Regions from separate parts of the Homo sapiens genome. Here region 2 is linked to region 1. A link is an interaction called in ENCODE POLR2A ChIA-PET data of the cell type or tissue named here. Cell type or tissue: PC-9. All regions are shown on one strand. Links, peaks and the distances in the headings refer to the core of each region. The heading gives the core; the rest is flanking DNA.

Region 1 (8,019 bases), core at 1,636-6,635:
ATTTAGATAATTATCTCAGTCCTCCCAAAATTAATTCCAGATTTATTGATAAGGTAAGTTACTTAAAACCTAGAAGAAATTGAAAGTGCATATTTATCAAATCTGTGGTAGAAGGAGGACTGTCTCCCTTTTAGCTTAGATTTGAATAATGCTCATAACTGAAAAAAAAAATAGTTAAATTAAATTTTGTATGTCGAAAAAGTAACCTAAATTTAAAGGTACTCTTTGAACTTTAAAAAATACCATGGCAAACACAGCTAGTGATGGCATAGTATATTTACTATATGAAGTGCTCACACTTTGGAACCAGCCTGGCTAACATGGTGAAATCCCATTTCTATTAAAAATACAAAAAATTAATAGGGCGTGGTGGTGTGCTCCTGTCATCCCAGCTACTAGGGAGGAGACTTGCTTGAACCCGGGAGGCAGAGGTTGTGGTGAGCCGAGATTGTGCTGTTGAACTCCAGCCTGGGCAATAAGAGCAAAACTCTGTCTCAGAAAAAGGAAAAGAAAAGAAAAAAATGCCCGCACAAACCAATAAACATTCTGTAGAAAAATGGACAGAAGACTTGCATCCAAATAAGGAAATGCAATTGTTTAATGAACATAGAGATGAATGTTTAGTCTCAGTTTCTGCACTTGAATATGTGTACAGTTTAAAAAAGGAGACACAATCCTTCATAGACTAAATCACTCAAGATTGGAGACCATCAGAACATTTAATGAATTACACTATAGTTACCTATTCTTGATCATGACTTGTGTTTCTTTGTATCTTGATGTGTCCACTGCTTATAGCAGGAGGTCCCTGGGGGCTAATAAAAGCCACTATTTTTACAGCCTTGCTATATAGCAGATTCTTTACACACAGTATCTCAAACCCTTATAACAACGCTGCAGGGTACATAGGACTGGTCTTGTTTCACACATGAGGAATATGAAGCTCAGAGAGGCACTACTAGGAAGTCTGAGAGTCAGGATTTGAACTCCACTTGGCCTAACTGCACATCCTATTCTCTTGCCACGGGGGCCAGGCTACCTCTCTGAAATTCTCTTACATAGCAAAGAAAAAGTTAGCTTCTGCTGTTGCAGCCTGAATCTGCACTGCTTTTCCTCCTCCACCGTCAGTCCTGAAGATATATGAACAAGTTATAAAAAAACAGAACTGAAAAGAGAAAAGCAGAATTCAAAATCAAAGAACAAAGGTGCTGAGAAACACACACACACACACACACACACACACAAACAAAACAAAAACAAAAAAACAAAATAAAATAAAAAACCTAGCTGCTGGAAGAGGCGTATGGCTGCAACTCTCCTGAAGCCCTCTCCCAGGTAAATGTTTCTTGTCCCTATCAGGTAATCCAGTCTCCAAATGGATCACAATTAAGGCATTTTATGGCTGGATATTGAAGAGCCAGGCTCTGTCACTTTATGGAGCAATAGGACAGGTTGTCTGTCCCCTGAGAACCATTTAGCCCTTCCCAGTCTTACTCCTTGTGGACAGTGGATGTTATATAACCTGTGTGGTAATTTATGTTAATATAATCTATTATAGACAGTGTGATGGGGTGATGGCGGCTAGTATTTGAGGACCCCTTAATCAGGAATCCACACTTAGGGATGATTAGTGACTCTGAAGTGCCCTAATCAAGAAGATGCACTCCAGAAGTACAGATTTGAATACTGTTGTTGAAATCTAACGACACGGGGTTAGGGAATGATTGGATCAGTTAGCGAAATGCAAGTTGAAATCTGTGGCTGACTACAAAGACTGTACCAGCCCTGCTGCCCTCATACAAGCAAACCCAGCAAGCCCAGCCCGAGCCTTTGCAGCAGCACTTGACTTCTGGACATTCACTTGACCCTGTCTTCTCCCACTTCCCTGTGGACTCTGTCTCCTGACTGAACTTGAAAACTGACTAATTCTGTGGTTAGAATATTTTGTTCCTCCTTGGAGTGAAGCTCTCAGGCAAAGAATTGTTGTAATGCCTGAAGAGACAGATGAGACCTTTCCCAAACTCACAAGAATGGACTGTATGGTAATTTTTTTTTTTGAGAGAGTTTTGCTCTTCTCATCCAGGCTGGAGTGCAATGGCGTGATTTCGGCTTACCACAACCTCTGCCTCCCGGGTTCAAGTGATTCTCCTGCCTCAGCCTCCTGAATAGCTGGGGTTACAGGCATGCACCACCATGCCTGGATAGTTTTTTTTTTGTAATTTTAGTAGAGCAGGGTTTCTCCATTTTGGTCAGGCTGGTCTCGAACTCCCGACCTCAGGTGATCTGCCTGCCTCGGCCTCCCAAAGTGCTGGGATTACAGACGTGAGCCACTGTGCCCGGCCAATAATTTTTAAATTAATACCTGCTTGTTAATAAATATTGGCAGAATGTGGTGTCAGATTCCCTTTCACTGTAATATACGCAACCTGGTAGCAAGGTTGTCAGGAAGAGGATCTATAGACCCTACTGTCTCTAATGCCAGAGGCTACCAGCATTTACAAAAATAGCAACATAGAAAAACTAAATTCCCCAACACTTGCTGCTAGACACATTGACTTAGATGAGTTTTCAGTGTGGCCTAAGAACACGTCTCCATTATGTTCTGAGAGCTTTTCCCTATATATATGTGTGTGTGTTCTCTCTCTCTATATGTGTGTGTGTGTTCACTCTTCTAGCTTCAGAAGAGTGAAGCTAGAAAAGGTTCTGCTCCCCTTTCTAGTCCCTATTTCTGCTCTGAGCAGGTTGATTGATAGAGGGAGAGAATTGACCATGGTGAGGTGCCTTCTAATTAGCGGCAATGACTGTGGCTGCCAAGGCCAGCTCTGCTAATGCCCCAAGGCTGCTGCTCTGCAGTGTGGGCAGGGCCTCTTAGGGCTGTGACTTTGGGGGCAGCAGGGAGTGGGGGAGTTGGGGAAGGGATGGGGAAGCGGCACCTGCCCCTGCTGAACTTGATCCTGTTGTCTTTATGAGAACAAGACTTCCAACTGATCCAGGTGAGAATTTTGCCAGCTTGCAGACAATGACAACCAGGCCTCCAATCAGAGCCAACCTGGGCCATTTTCAATGTCACTGCCAACTTGACCTACTATTATGAAAATTGCTCCAATTACGTGCATACACATTTGCATGTGAAATGACAACTAAGTGCTTGCCTAAGAGGCAATTTTTGTAAATGAAGCCTGGGGTTACTAAAATAGGGTGTTTTGTCCTTTGTTGGTATTATTTGTGACCCATTGAGATGACAGCCTTCCTCAAGCATTGCCTTGTGGCCTGTCATAAATTACTTGTCCCTCAAATGCTTTCTATGGTTTGCAGTCGAGCCCCTGGAAATAAATGGGCTTCAATCATCAGTTTCAACAATTCTCCTGTCTCCAAGTAATAAAACATCTGGAAAATTGGGCTAAATGGATAAAACAGTTCTCTGTAATAAGTATCTGGCATCTGTACAACTCTGTATAATGCATTTTTTTAATGACCAGATGTGGTACTTCTGTGTTATAAAGAACAGAGGCATGTTTATTCATGCTTTTTATTGCATTTAAAATGCAAGGTATATTTTCATAGCTCCCCAGAGAAATGCTCTTCCATTGACTGAGAATTGTTGATGTGTTGGTTTATAAACTTGAAAAGTAAGGGAACCACTCAGAAAATTGCAGATATAATTTAAACAGTCATTAAACTGGACACTCACAGGGAACTGGCTTAAAAAAAAAGAATTCGGTATATAAAATTTCCCTTCTCTCCTAGTGAATTTGTTCCACAGAGTCTTTGGTCTTGCAGTTGTTTATGTTCTTATCTGTCTTCTGTAATATTTATAGCTTTCTGAAGATATGATTTCATCAAACTTGCTATTCACTTCTTCCCAGTTTCTCATTAAGAAAGCTTAGCTGGTAACCCACCTGTGTAGTCTCTATTTTTATAGTCCTTTGTAGGTTTCCAAGAAGATGTTTTTAACATGTGTGTGTAGGAAAGCAGGGGCATGGGAGATGCCTAGAACACTGTCCACGGGGCTGCTATTGCACAACTCTCCTCCTCCTACACACACACACACACACACACAGAGAAAAGTGTGCGTGGGCATGAGGACATGTATAGATATCCATATGTATTTTTAGAAAGTTAGGAAAAGAAGTACAAAAAAGAAAATTTTAAAAATCCTATGGAATTCTATTCAGTTATAACCACTGTTTACTTATGTACTTTTCATTTTACAGAATTTTAGCCATGCTTCCTATATTGCTTTGTCACTTGCTTTTATCACTGCAAATACCAGAAAACTTTTTCCTTTTATAAAATATTCTCTTAAGTTATGAGTCTGGATGGATTAATTTTTATTGAACCACTTTCTTATTTGGGGACATTTTAAATTTTCAGACATTTTCACTACCATAGCCTGTGATAAATATCTTTATGTGAAAATCTTTTTGTAGACCTCTGATTCGTTCTTAAAAGTAGAATTACTGGATCAAAGGGCATGAGCTCTTATTTTTGAGTCTGTTTTAGTATGCACTGTCCCAAATGCGCTTCTCCAAGGGCGTAATGGGATATGTCGTGCCCTCCCACAACGAGAGTGTGAGCATCCTGTTTTCCTGCAGGTGCTAGGTCCTCTCATTAGGAACAGTTCCATAGTAAAGATATTCATCCTCTTCCTGCCCTATTAATTGCCATTGTCTCCTTAGCTTGATACTTGCCTCTTAACTTGGACGATGAGCTGGAAAATTTTATTTGTTTTGCCAGATTTTTTTCCCTCTCTCCCTCCTTCTGACACTCTTCAGAAGTCTTAAACTTCTCTCTGTAACCCTTTCCTTTATGGAGTCCTTTTCAGTTTTTAAGCTTTCCCAGCTTGAAATCAGATTATCGATTTCCACTTTTCTTAAATTTGTTTTTTTATAGTTCATTTTTATATTTAACATAAATCTATCCAGAACTGATTTTGGCATACTACATGAAATGGGAGAATGTAATTTATTCTTTTTTAAATGGTTAACAGCGCCATCTATTCAGTATTCTCTCTCTCTCTGTTTTTTTTTTTTTTTTTTTTTTTAGAGATAGAATCTTGCTCTATTGCCCAAGCTGGAGTGCAATGGCACGATCATAGCTACTTTGATCTTCATCTCCTGGGCTTGAGTGATCCTCCCACCTCAGACTGTGTACTGAATAGCTGGGACTACAGGGGTGCACCACCACACCTGGCTAGTTTTTAAATTTTTTTTTTTTTGAGATGGAGTTTCACTCTTGTTGCCCAGGCTGGAATGTAATGGCACAATCTTGGCTCACTGCAACCTCCACCTCCCAGGTACAAGCCATTCTCCTGTCTCAGCCTCCCAAGTAGCTCGGATTACAGGCATGCGCCACCACACCCAGCTAATTTTTTTTTATTTAGTAGAGACGGGGTTTCACCATGTTAGTCAGCCTGGTCACAAACTCCTGACCTCAGGTGATCCACCTGCCTCGGCCTCCCAAAGTGCTGGGATTAGAGGCGTGTGCCACCACGCCTGGCCTAAAGTTTTTTGTAGATACAGGATCCCACTATGTTGCCCAGGCTGGTCTTGAAATCCTGGGCTCAAGCAATCCTCCTGTCTCAGCCTCCCAAGATGTTGGGATTACAGGCATGAGCCCCCACGCCTGGCCCCAATATTCCATTTTTAAGTAATCCATCTTTTAAACGTTGAGAGTGTAGGTTATTTCTCTATCTGGGTCTTTCTTAAATGTATTTATTTTCACGGATAATTCACTAATTTCTTTCCCCTTGATCTATATGTAATGGATAGGATTGATCTATTTTTGCTGATTGCAAATCATAATTCTGCCTGACTTTGAAACCCTTGACTCCCAACAGTTCTGTTTAGAAACTAATTCTTTTCCATTTTGCTCCTAGCTTGCCCATTGTATTTCAACATGGTATGAATCTCCATTGTGCAAGCATCTAAAGTCTTAAGCCTAAGAGCAGTCAGGCAGCACGTGATTAGAAAGAGGTCATCTTTTGCCAGGCACGGTGGCTCATGCCTGTAATCCCAACACTTTGGGAGGCCGAGGCGGGTGGATCACCTGAGGTTAGGACATAGAGACCAGCCTGACCAACATGGCAAAACCCTGTCTCTACTAAAAATACAAAAATTAGCCAGGTGTGGTGGCGGGCGCCTGTACTCCCAGCTACTCAGGAAGCTGAGGCAGGAGAATCATTTGAGCTTGGGAGGTGGAGGTTGCAGTGAGTCGAGATCGCACCATTGCATTCCAGCCTGGGCAACAAGAGCGAAACTCCGCCACCGCACTCCACCCCCCCAAAAAAAAGGAAAAAGAAAGAAAGAGGTCATCTTTGTAATTAGACACTGACTTTAGGTCTGTAGCAGATGCCCATATGCGTTCTTGGGTCTTCGTTTACTGAGTTCTAAACTGACAGAGAAGCTATGACTTGGAAGTGTGTACTTTAAAAAGTACTTATTTTGTTAAATCTTGCAGATAGGTTTGAAGAATTAAAAAATCCGTATGATGGTGGTGGGGAGGGGAAATTACTTAGGTCAGCTTCAAAAAGCCTGAGTTGGATTCCTCACTTAGCCAGTTTAGTAATTGTTTAGCCTTGGGGAAATGGCTTAAATTCCTCCAGGTTTTGTTTCCTCAGCAGTAAAATGAGGTTTGTTTCTGCTCTAGGACCACATCCTTTACAAAAAACCAAATTATAGCTGGTTAATACATTTCTGGAAAGGTGTTCAAACTCAGAGATAAAACTGTGCATATTAATATAATAATAAAATATGATTTTTACCTATAAATAAGCAAATGTTTCTTAAAATGCTTACTCCATGCTGGTGACAGTGTGGTCAAAGGGATATTTTGAGAATGTAGATTGGTACAGTCATTTTGGGAAGCACTTTTGCAAACAGCACCTTAAAACATCTATTCCTTTTGGACCAGTAGCTCCATCTCCAGTAATTTATTCTAAAAAAATTCACCTGAGATATAGAAAAAGAGTTATACATAAAGATGTTGATCAGAGAATAATTGGTAGGAAGCAAACCTCAACAATAGGGAGAATGATTAGCTTATTACATTTTCTAGTAGCATAATTCATTTACATTTTTGCTTAAATGACACTCACAGAGTAACTCAAAACAAAATGGGCAAAGAAGCATTTCAATTATTAGAAATAATTATGGAAATTATACTGTGCAATCATGAAAAATGACAGTAAGAGTAGCTGAATATCCTGAGAAAATATTCATGTTATAATGTTAGGTGAAAAACTTCTGAAAATAAAATTGTCTAATGAGTATTACCATGTCTGTGCACAGCACAAAGACTGAAAAAAAAAAGCTTAAAATCATGGTGGTTTTCTCTGGGGTATGGAGGATTTCTTTTTTTCTTTCTGCTTCTCTACAATGAACACATTTATTTAATGCTCAGCTAAAAGTAAGCCTATTTTTTAAATGAATGTTTGTTCTTTGAACAAAAAACATTCTGGAAAGAGTATCTATTCCTCTCGTAATCGTAGGGTTGTCATAAAGATCAAATAAGGTTGTCATGAGGACAAACAGGTCATTTTGTGAACCAGGAAGCACTTGGTATTTGGCTATATGTGGCCAGGCTGCTCAAGACTCCTGCTTAATTCAAATCTTGGAGTAAATGTACTAGGAAAACTCATTTTATGAAGAAAACCTGCAGTATGGAAAATGAACTATCCACTTAAAAAGTTATTGATCTTTCAATTTGTTTTGTAGGTTTGGAATTTTACGTATTGGATTTCCTTTAAGTAGAACTCAGTTTCAAATATAAGTCATGCAGGCCAGATGTTCTGGCTTGTACCCTTAATCCCAGCCCTTTGGGAGACTGAGGTGGGAGGATCCCTTGAGGCCAGGAGTTTGAGATCAGTCTAGGCAACATTGGCAAGATGAAAGAGAGAGAGAGAGAGAGAGACACACACACACACACACACACACACACACACACACACACACACACACACAGAGAGAGAGAAAATGAATTCATGACTTCTTTGTTGTAACACCACTGTCTTCAATCAAA
Region 2 (8,019 bases), core at 1,361-6,360, 1.1 Mb after region 1:
ATGGAGCGACCTCAGCTCACTGCAACCTCTGCCTCCCAGGTTCAAGCAATCCTCCTGCCTCAGCCTCCCGAGTAGCTGGGATTACAAGCAAGTGCCACCACGCCCGGCTAATATTGGTATTTTTAGTAGAGACGGGGTTTCACCATGTTGGCCAGGCTGGTCTCAAACTTCTGACCTCGTGACTCGCCCTCCTTGGCCTCCCAAAGTGCTGGGATTAGAGGCGTGAGCCACCGCGCCCGGCCGCGTCATGTTTATGTTTCATGGCTGCATCTCTTCTCGTGTCTCTCAGAGGACATTAAACTATAATTTGTTTTACATTTTGTCCTGCTACCTGAATGGACTTTTTTCTCCCCTGATTCCAGTTTTCTCTTGATTTGCATTTCACATTGGATTGCCTGAAATGTCTGATGATCATTGGCTATCATCATATGTAAGAATGAGGCACTTAAAAATCTGGGAAGCTATACCTGCATAAGTGGGGGCTTTCAGGGGCCTCCAGCTATCAGAACATGTAGGACAGCTCAGGTCCTACAAGGAAGGATTCCCTAACATCCTAACTAAGAGATAACTTCATGTTTGCCACCTTCTGCCTGACCCCACACTCCAGTGTACCTGATACCCTTGAGCCCAGAGCTTGTCAGGTCCAATTTCTCCAGAAAATAAGCCTCCCTCTTTTGGGGATAGAAAAGACTCAGTTGCCTGGCTTCCCAGAGTGGGGTGAGAACCTGAAGTCAAATTGCTTTTCAAAGAGACTTTCAACCAGTGCCCCCACTGCGAGCCGACTCCTCACCTGTCTTCTACATTACCCAGCACCTCTGATTCTCAAGGCTTCCCAAAGTCCTGAAGGTACCAGCTATCCTGCTTCTCATCACATCCTCCCTGAAGCCTTCACCGTACTCCGTTCTGCTGTCTGTTGTCACTCATTCATCCACCTTCAGTCTTTATTTATTTATTTTTTTTGAGATGGAGCCTGGCTCTGTCACCCAGGCTGGAATACAGTGGCACGATCTCAGCTTGCTGCAACCTCTGCCTCCCAGGTTCAAGCAATTCTCCTGCCTCAGCCTCCCAAGTGGCTGGGATTACAGGCACCCGCCATCATGCCTGGCTAATTTTTGTACTTTTAGTAGAGACAGGGTTTTACCATGTTGGCCCAGCTGGTCTCGAACTCCTGACCTCAGGTGATCCGCCCACCTTGGCCTCCCAAAGTGCTGAGATTACAGGTGTGAGCCACTGCACCCGGCCTCCTTCAGTCTTCATGCATTGCAACTATGGTTTATGCATGCCACCCAGTTTCATTAAAGATGAAGTCAAGCTTCTGTTTCTCTTTCTCCTTGTTGTTATTCAGACTAATCACTGAAAGAAAGGGAGTAAAAAAGTCTTTACTCAGCCTTCTTAACATCAGAACCTATCCGCTTTTCTGAAGTTGATTGCCAGACACCATTTTCCATTAACAAACAAATGTGGAAACTCTTAAACTTATCTGCTATGTTAGCTTAAACAGTTCATGCCATTATTTCTTGACCTTTCATAGTCTGTGGCATAACTAGAAATTTGCAAGTACACGCTTTGCACTAAGCAGATAATTATTTCCTTCTCCCCAACTCCAGCTTTCTGTCCATCTGTCCTCACTGCATATTTTATAAGCACACAAATCAGTATCAAAAAAATGTCCCTAAGAAAGGCAGCCAATCTTCAAAGAAGCAAATAGGACATGGCCCATTTCATGGAGGGGGAGCAGTTCAAAAGCCACTGAAATGTCAACATGGTTTGAAAGATGTCGATTAGCAAAACAGATATAAAGATGCCATGCTTGTAACAAGCTTGATTAACAGAATGATGAGGCTAATTAGAAAAATTTTAATAAAACATTCTGGTGTTGAAAGCTAATCTTTGATGAGCTGGAAAAGAAAGAAAAATAATCCTGAACCATTTCTAAGTTTAGAAAGATTTTGTTTATCTTTCTTTGCTAGAGTTGGGGCCAGCAGTTCTGATGGTTTGGATTAGCTCTTAATATTCCTTGCCATTTGGGTGTTCAAATCAGTGGTGCATTTCTGGGAACAGACTGTGTCACCATAGACAGCAGACTGAGGAATGAAGGCCTTCCACATGTGAGGCACAAACACCCCCTCTTTTTTCACCACTTCAACCAGCATCCTTTAATCAGTCAGGAACCCTAGGACATCAGCACACCAAGGAGGTCTGTATGATACACCAAGTCCTCCTTGGTCAGCAGGGTTCCCAAGTTCCCAGTTGCTCACTAAGTTATATGCCTTCCTTTGATAAGACTAGCACCTTCAAGTCAAGCAACGCTTCCTGTTACACACCTCAGTCACGTTTCTAATAAATCTACACTGCTGAAGTTGAGGCAGTAAAACAATGGCAGAGGGTGGGGGATATTAATGTGGATGAGAGCCTCAGAATTTTTGAGAATGGTTAGGGACAAAGAATCCTTTCACCTGGAAACCTACTTTAGACTTGAAATAAACTTCATGTGTTCATGTATTCAATCACTTTACAAATTCATTTCAGTTACCAACTGCTATGTATAAGATTTGTAGGCCGAGTGTGGTGGCTCATGCCTGTAATCCTAGCACTTTGGGAGGCCGAGGTGGGCAGATCACCTGAGGTAGGGAGTTCAAGGCCAGCCTGACCAACATGGAGAAACCCCATCTCTACTAAAAATACAAAATTAGCTGGGCGTGGTGGCGCATGCCTGTAATCACGCTACTTGGGAGGCTGGGGCAGGAGAATTGCTTGAACCTGAGAGGCAGAGGTTGTGGTGAGCCAAAATTGTGCCATTGCACTCCAGCCTGGGCAACAAGAGACAAACTCTGTCTTTAAAAAAAAAAAAAAAAAGTAGCATATTGAAAAGAATTGGAGTTTTACAACCAAACAGACCTGAATTCAATTCCTGATTTTGAAAAGACTTTTTCTGAGCCTCAGTTTCTGCACTATAAAATGAAAATAATAACACCACCTTTGCAGGATTATTCTAAGGATTTGGAATAATGTACAAAAAGTTACTAACATACGTTGATTATTTAATAATTGAGAGCTATAATGTATTATTACTATTTTATTGTTATTATATTACCTCTGTCAAGCAGTATAAGCGCTCAGTTCAATCTTCCATATTTATGTAAGCATAGTTCTTCTTGTCAGCCAGCGTCTTAGCTGAACAGAAAGAAATTCACATTCCCATTAGCTTTTTATTAACTCCTCTCAAACATAGGAGGTCTCAGTACCCCTGACAAAGACTTCCTCCTTGGCCAAACATTAGTTGGGATCCTCTGAGCCATCTTCTCGACTAGGCCTTCACCTTGGCCTCTCAACCTTGACATTTGTCTGCTGAGCCCACTTTTAGCAAAGAATCCCCCTAAGCCAGTTTATTGAGAATCCACCTACCCTTGATGTCTAATCAGTTTCCTCTGAATAATTTTCCATCTTCTGACCCCTCACTCTGACTCATTGGCTATAAATTCCCAGCTGGCTTTGCTATATTCAGAGTTGAGCTCAGTCTTTCTTCTCTATTTCAACAGTCTTTAATGAAGTCTTTCTTATTGTTTTCACAAATGTAATATGGTTTGGATGTTTGTTCCATCTAAATCTCATGTAGAAGTGTGATCCCCAATGTTGGAAGTGGGGCATAGTAGGAGGTATTGCATCATGGGGCCAGATCCTCATGGATGGCTTGGTGCCATCCCCTTGGTGATGAGTGAGTTCTCACTCAGTTCACAAGAGATCTGGTTCTTTAAAAGAGTCTGGGATCTCCCCTTTCTCGCTCTTGTTCTCTCTCTCACCATGTGACACCACCTGCTTCCCCTTCACTTTCTGCCATGATTGGAAGCTTCTGAGGCCCTGACCAGAAGCAGATGCTAGCATTATGCTTCATGTACAGCCTGCAGAACTGTGAGCCAATAAACCCCTTTTCTTTACAAATTACCCAGCCTCAGGTATTTCCTTGTAGCAAAGCAAGAACCCACCAATACAAAGGGTCTGAATAATGTTTCTTTAACATCCCTCATCTCTATCTGACCGGAAAGTCATGATGGTGCTACCGCCCATAAAGACATCAAATGGAACTTGGCCTCCCATAGTTAGGACGTGTAATCAGGAGAGACCAGTTGATTCCCCTGAAGCCAGGCTACCACTAATCCATACGCCACACTGGACAAACACCCATCCTCTGAAATGCAGCAATAGAGCCAGCTCCACTTGAGGCCCTGAAAGACGTGTAGAGGGCTCCATTCCAGGCTTACTCAGGCCTCCTCTGCATGCCTACCACCAGTCTCCCTGGAAACTGCGTGGCTGCTCCTTGGCACCCCAAGCCAATCGTCTTGGCTCTCCTTGTAGGCCCGCCCTTGCCCTCAGGGCACACCACATCATTGACCTCTCTCCATTCACTCTTCTGATGAAAACTCACCCATCTTGCTTTCCCAGTGCCTCAGAGCCTTGCTGAGTGCCTCACTAACAAAGCTGACATCTCTATTGTCACATGTGAATGGCTGATACTAATTCCACGTTCTCCCTCTCATATTCGCACTTGTAGTATATCTGGAGCTTTTACTGATTCCAAATTTTAGGCCCCGCTCATCCAGTTCTGTTTTCTGGTGGAAAACAATGAGGTGGAGCTCTTGTTAAATATAGATTACCACGTTAAATATAGATTACCAGGCATCTTCCTGAATAGTCCAAATTTGGGTCGGGGCTCAGAAATTTAAGTGTTTTTTTTTTGAGACAAAGTCTCACTGTCACCCAGAATGGAATGCAGTGGCACAATCTCAGCTCACTTCAACCTCCACCTCCTGGGTTCAAGCGATTCTCCTGCCTCAGCCTCCCAAGCAGCTGGGATTACAAATGCCCACCACCATGCCTGGCTAATTTTTGTATTTTTCAGTAGAGATGGGGTTTCACCATGTTGGTCAGGCTGGTCTCAAACTCCCGACCTCAGGTGATCCGCCCACCTTGGCCTCCCAAAGTGCTGAGATTACAGGTGTGAGCCACCGTGCCTGGCCTATGCCAAGGGATTTTTATCTTCAGGGAAGATTAGGAAACACTGAAATTCTACTGTAATTCTGGTCATTTTACAGAAGAGGGCATGGAAGCCTGAAGAGTAGCAATAGCTTCCCCAAGGCTGCCCAGCTTCTCCTTGGCAGATCCAAGTCCAGCCAGAGGTTTGCTGACCCCCAGGGCAGTGACTGCCCTTCATCATACAATATCTGTTGAGGAAGAGGGAGGCTTTGATGCCGGACCTTTTTTTTTTTTTTTTTCCTGAGATGGAGTCTCGCTCTTGTTGCCCAGGCTGGAATGCAATGGCGCGATCTCGGCTCACTGCAACCTCTGCTTCCCAGGTTCAAGCGATTCTCCTGCCTCAGCCCCCCAAGTAGCTGGGATTACAGGAATGCACCACCACACCTGACTAATTTTGTATTTTCAGTAGAGATGGGGTTTCACCATGTTGACCAGGCTGGTCTCGAACTCCCTACCTCAGGTGATCCACCCGCCTTGGCCTCCCAAAATACTGGGATTACAGGCATGAACCACCGTACCTGGCCAGCAATGCTGGACCTTTAATCACTGTGTTGGAGGTGGGTGGAGAGAACTCTACAGCTAATCTTTGATGAGCTGGAAAAAAAAAAGAAAAATAATCCTGAACCATTTCTAAGTTTAGAAAGATTTTGTTTATTTTTCTTTGCTAGAGTTGGAGCCAGCAGTTCTGATGGTTTGGATTAGCTCTTAATATTCCTAGCCATTTGGGTGTTCAAATCAATGGTGCATTTCTGGGAACAGACTGTGCCATGCCTCTTATAATGCCTTGCACCCATGACTGTGGTCTAGCCTTGCTCCCATTTTGAAACAGGAAATTAGCAGGTCTGTGGGAAGTAGCAAGTGCTGCTTCCCTGTGCTTTTCCTGGGGATCTATGCTCTGGGCTTTGGATCAGGAGAGCCAGCTCCAATCTCCAGTGCCCTTGAATGAGTCACTTTATCCATCTGGGCCCCAGTTCCTTCATGTGTAAATTATGGTAATTGGACTAAATTAGGGTTCCAAAACTTTTCCCAAGAAGGACACCCCCGCTAAGGTGCTCAAGAGCTAAGTATGGAGTCACAGTAACAGAAGAATAAGGGCTGATATGCTGAAGAGGAGAGAGGAGCAAAAGAAGCCGAGCAGCTCTTGACATGAGACGTCGTGGAGCGGAAGGAGATGAGGCAGGGTCCTCCGCTGTCTGTTCCTCAAACCCAAGTGATGGATGGACCCCTTCATGTTCTTGAAAAGTTATTGCAGGCTCCAGCTCTCAACATGTTGCCATCATTTTCATTTCTATAATAATGTTATTTCAATATCTACAAATATAAAACATTGTATGAGCTCCATGATTGTAGATTACTGTCTCAGTCCATTTGGGCTGCTGTAACAAAATACTACAGATTGGGTAATGTGTAAGTAATAGTAATTTATTTCTCACAGTACTGGAGGCTGGAAGTCCAAGATCAGGGCCCCAGCAGCCTCGGTCTCTGGTGAGGGCTGCTCTGTGCTTCCAACATGGCGCCTTCTTGCTGCATCCTCACAGTGGAAGAGGGGAAGAGCGAGGCCGCTCTCTGCAGCCTTTTGTAAGGACGTTAATCCTGTTCACAAGGCTGGAGCCCTCATTGATCCTCATGACCTAATCACTACCAGAGGCTCCACCTTCTAAACCATCATCTTAGTCATTAGATTTTAGCATATGAATTTCATAGGGGCATATACATCCAAAACATAGCAATTACTGTGTAATTAAAGAAAAAAATTGAAACCAAATACCATGTAACTAATAAAATTCAAAATTTCAATGTTCAATTAATGTGATGGACATGTTTTGTAGAAACTAAATTGCTACTTTGGAGCTGATGACAGAAAAATACTAGGTCAAGTCTGGTCTTTATTTAGTCTGTTTCTCTATGGTGAGTTTCAAAATATAACTTATAAGAATGCCTGTTTCCATGCAAAACAGAAGTTCTAATACATTCCTGCCTTTGTTTATAACTTAGGAGAAAGAAACCTTTCACTTAACCAACACTGTGTAAGTGAGCAATACAGGTGTCACTTGGTAACTCTGCGAAGTCGTCTCTTTATTTAAAGATATTAATCTTTGTTACAGATAATTATCACAGTGAAGACAAAAATTTTAATTCTTACAGAGAATTTGCAGATTCTTGACATACTGTCCAAGAACTCTGAGAAATGTTGAGTTTCACAGGATAAACTAAATTTGCTTTTTTAGGAGATTTGGGTTCAAGTCGAGCCCTGTCTCTAACCAGCTATTGAAGTCTGGGCAAGTGTTCACATCTTTGGGCATCTGTTTTCTCATCTATAAAATGATCCTACGAATTCCACTTACCTCACAGGCTCTCTGAAAGTAAAGAGAGTCTGAAGGTACTTAAACAATCCTCACAGTGCTTACAAATGGAACACACAATCATAACGGCAGTGGCAAGTGGCTGGTGATTTATCTCCAAGTGCCTTAAAGTGTTCTGGTCAACCATCCCTGAGTAGCATGGGACAGGCATGAGTATCTTCTGGCCCTTCCAGACCTTGGGTCCACGATGCTCCGAGCAAGCAGCAAGGGTGGTGGTTATTGGCCCGTGTGCTGAAGATCTCAAATGAATGAGGGCCCATTCATTGCTCTCTGCTGCCCTCTTGAGTATAGAAATTGGCCTTGCACCAGATGGGGTCTCAGCAGTAAGTTAGGAGAGGCAGTACAAGCCTTCTGGGCAACCTCAGCTCAATTTCCTGACAACCCTTGTTCTGCGTGCCTGTGCGTGTGCGTGTGCGTGTGCGTGTGTGTGTGTGTGTGTGTGTGTGTGCATGTGCGCGCGCATGTGCATGTATCGGCCTCCGCCAAAAGATAGGTGAGTGAGGATTTGCACTTCAAGTATTCCCCATTTCTTAGCCCCAGTCCCTCCTCAGGATTCCACTGTCCCAACCTCACCCTTCAGGCTTTGTGTTAAGTTCCTCAACATTTGGAAGGAACTGTCTGTACA

Evidence for each region. Peaks named below come from ENCODE experiments on the same cell type or tissue, not always from the same donor. Only the 100,000 strongest peaks of a DNase experiment are listed, where the experiment ranks them.
Region 2: POLR2A ChIA-PET joins it to region 1 with 5 read pairs; 2 of 35 experiments call an interaction of 5 or more read pairs at or near these places.

The regions. Positions count from the first base shown.
Region 1 is chr5:74,661,456-74,669,474 of GRCh38, reverse strand. It overlaps a transcript of HEXB not described here. Among named protein-coding and RNA genes, the nearest start is that of HEXB, 20 kb to the left of the region's middle. In PC-9, for the core only: no CTCF peak of the experiment used is centred there; no DNase peak of the experiment used is centred there.
Region 2 is chr5:73,519,523-73,527,541 of GRCh38, reverse strand. No RefSeq gene overlaps it. Among named protein-coding and RNA genes, the nearest start is that of BTF3, 25 kb to the right of the region's middle. RefSeq lists a silencer at 7,567-7,766. In PC-9, for the core only: no CTCF peak of the experiment used is centred there; a DNase peak (open chromatin) is centred at 4,381.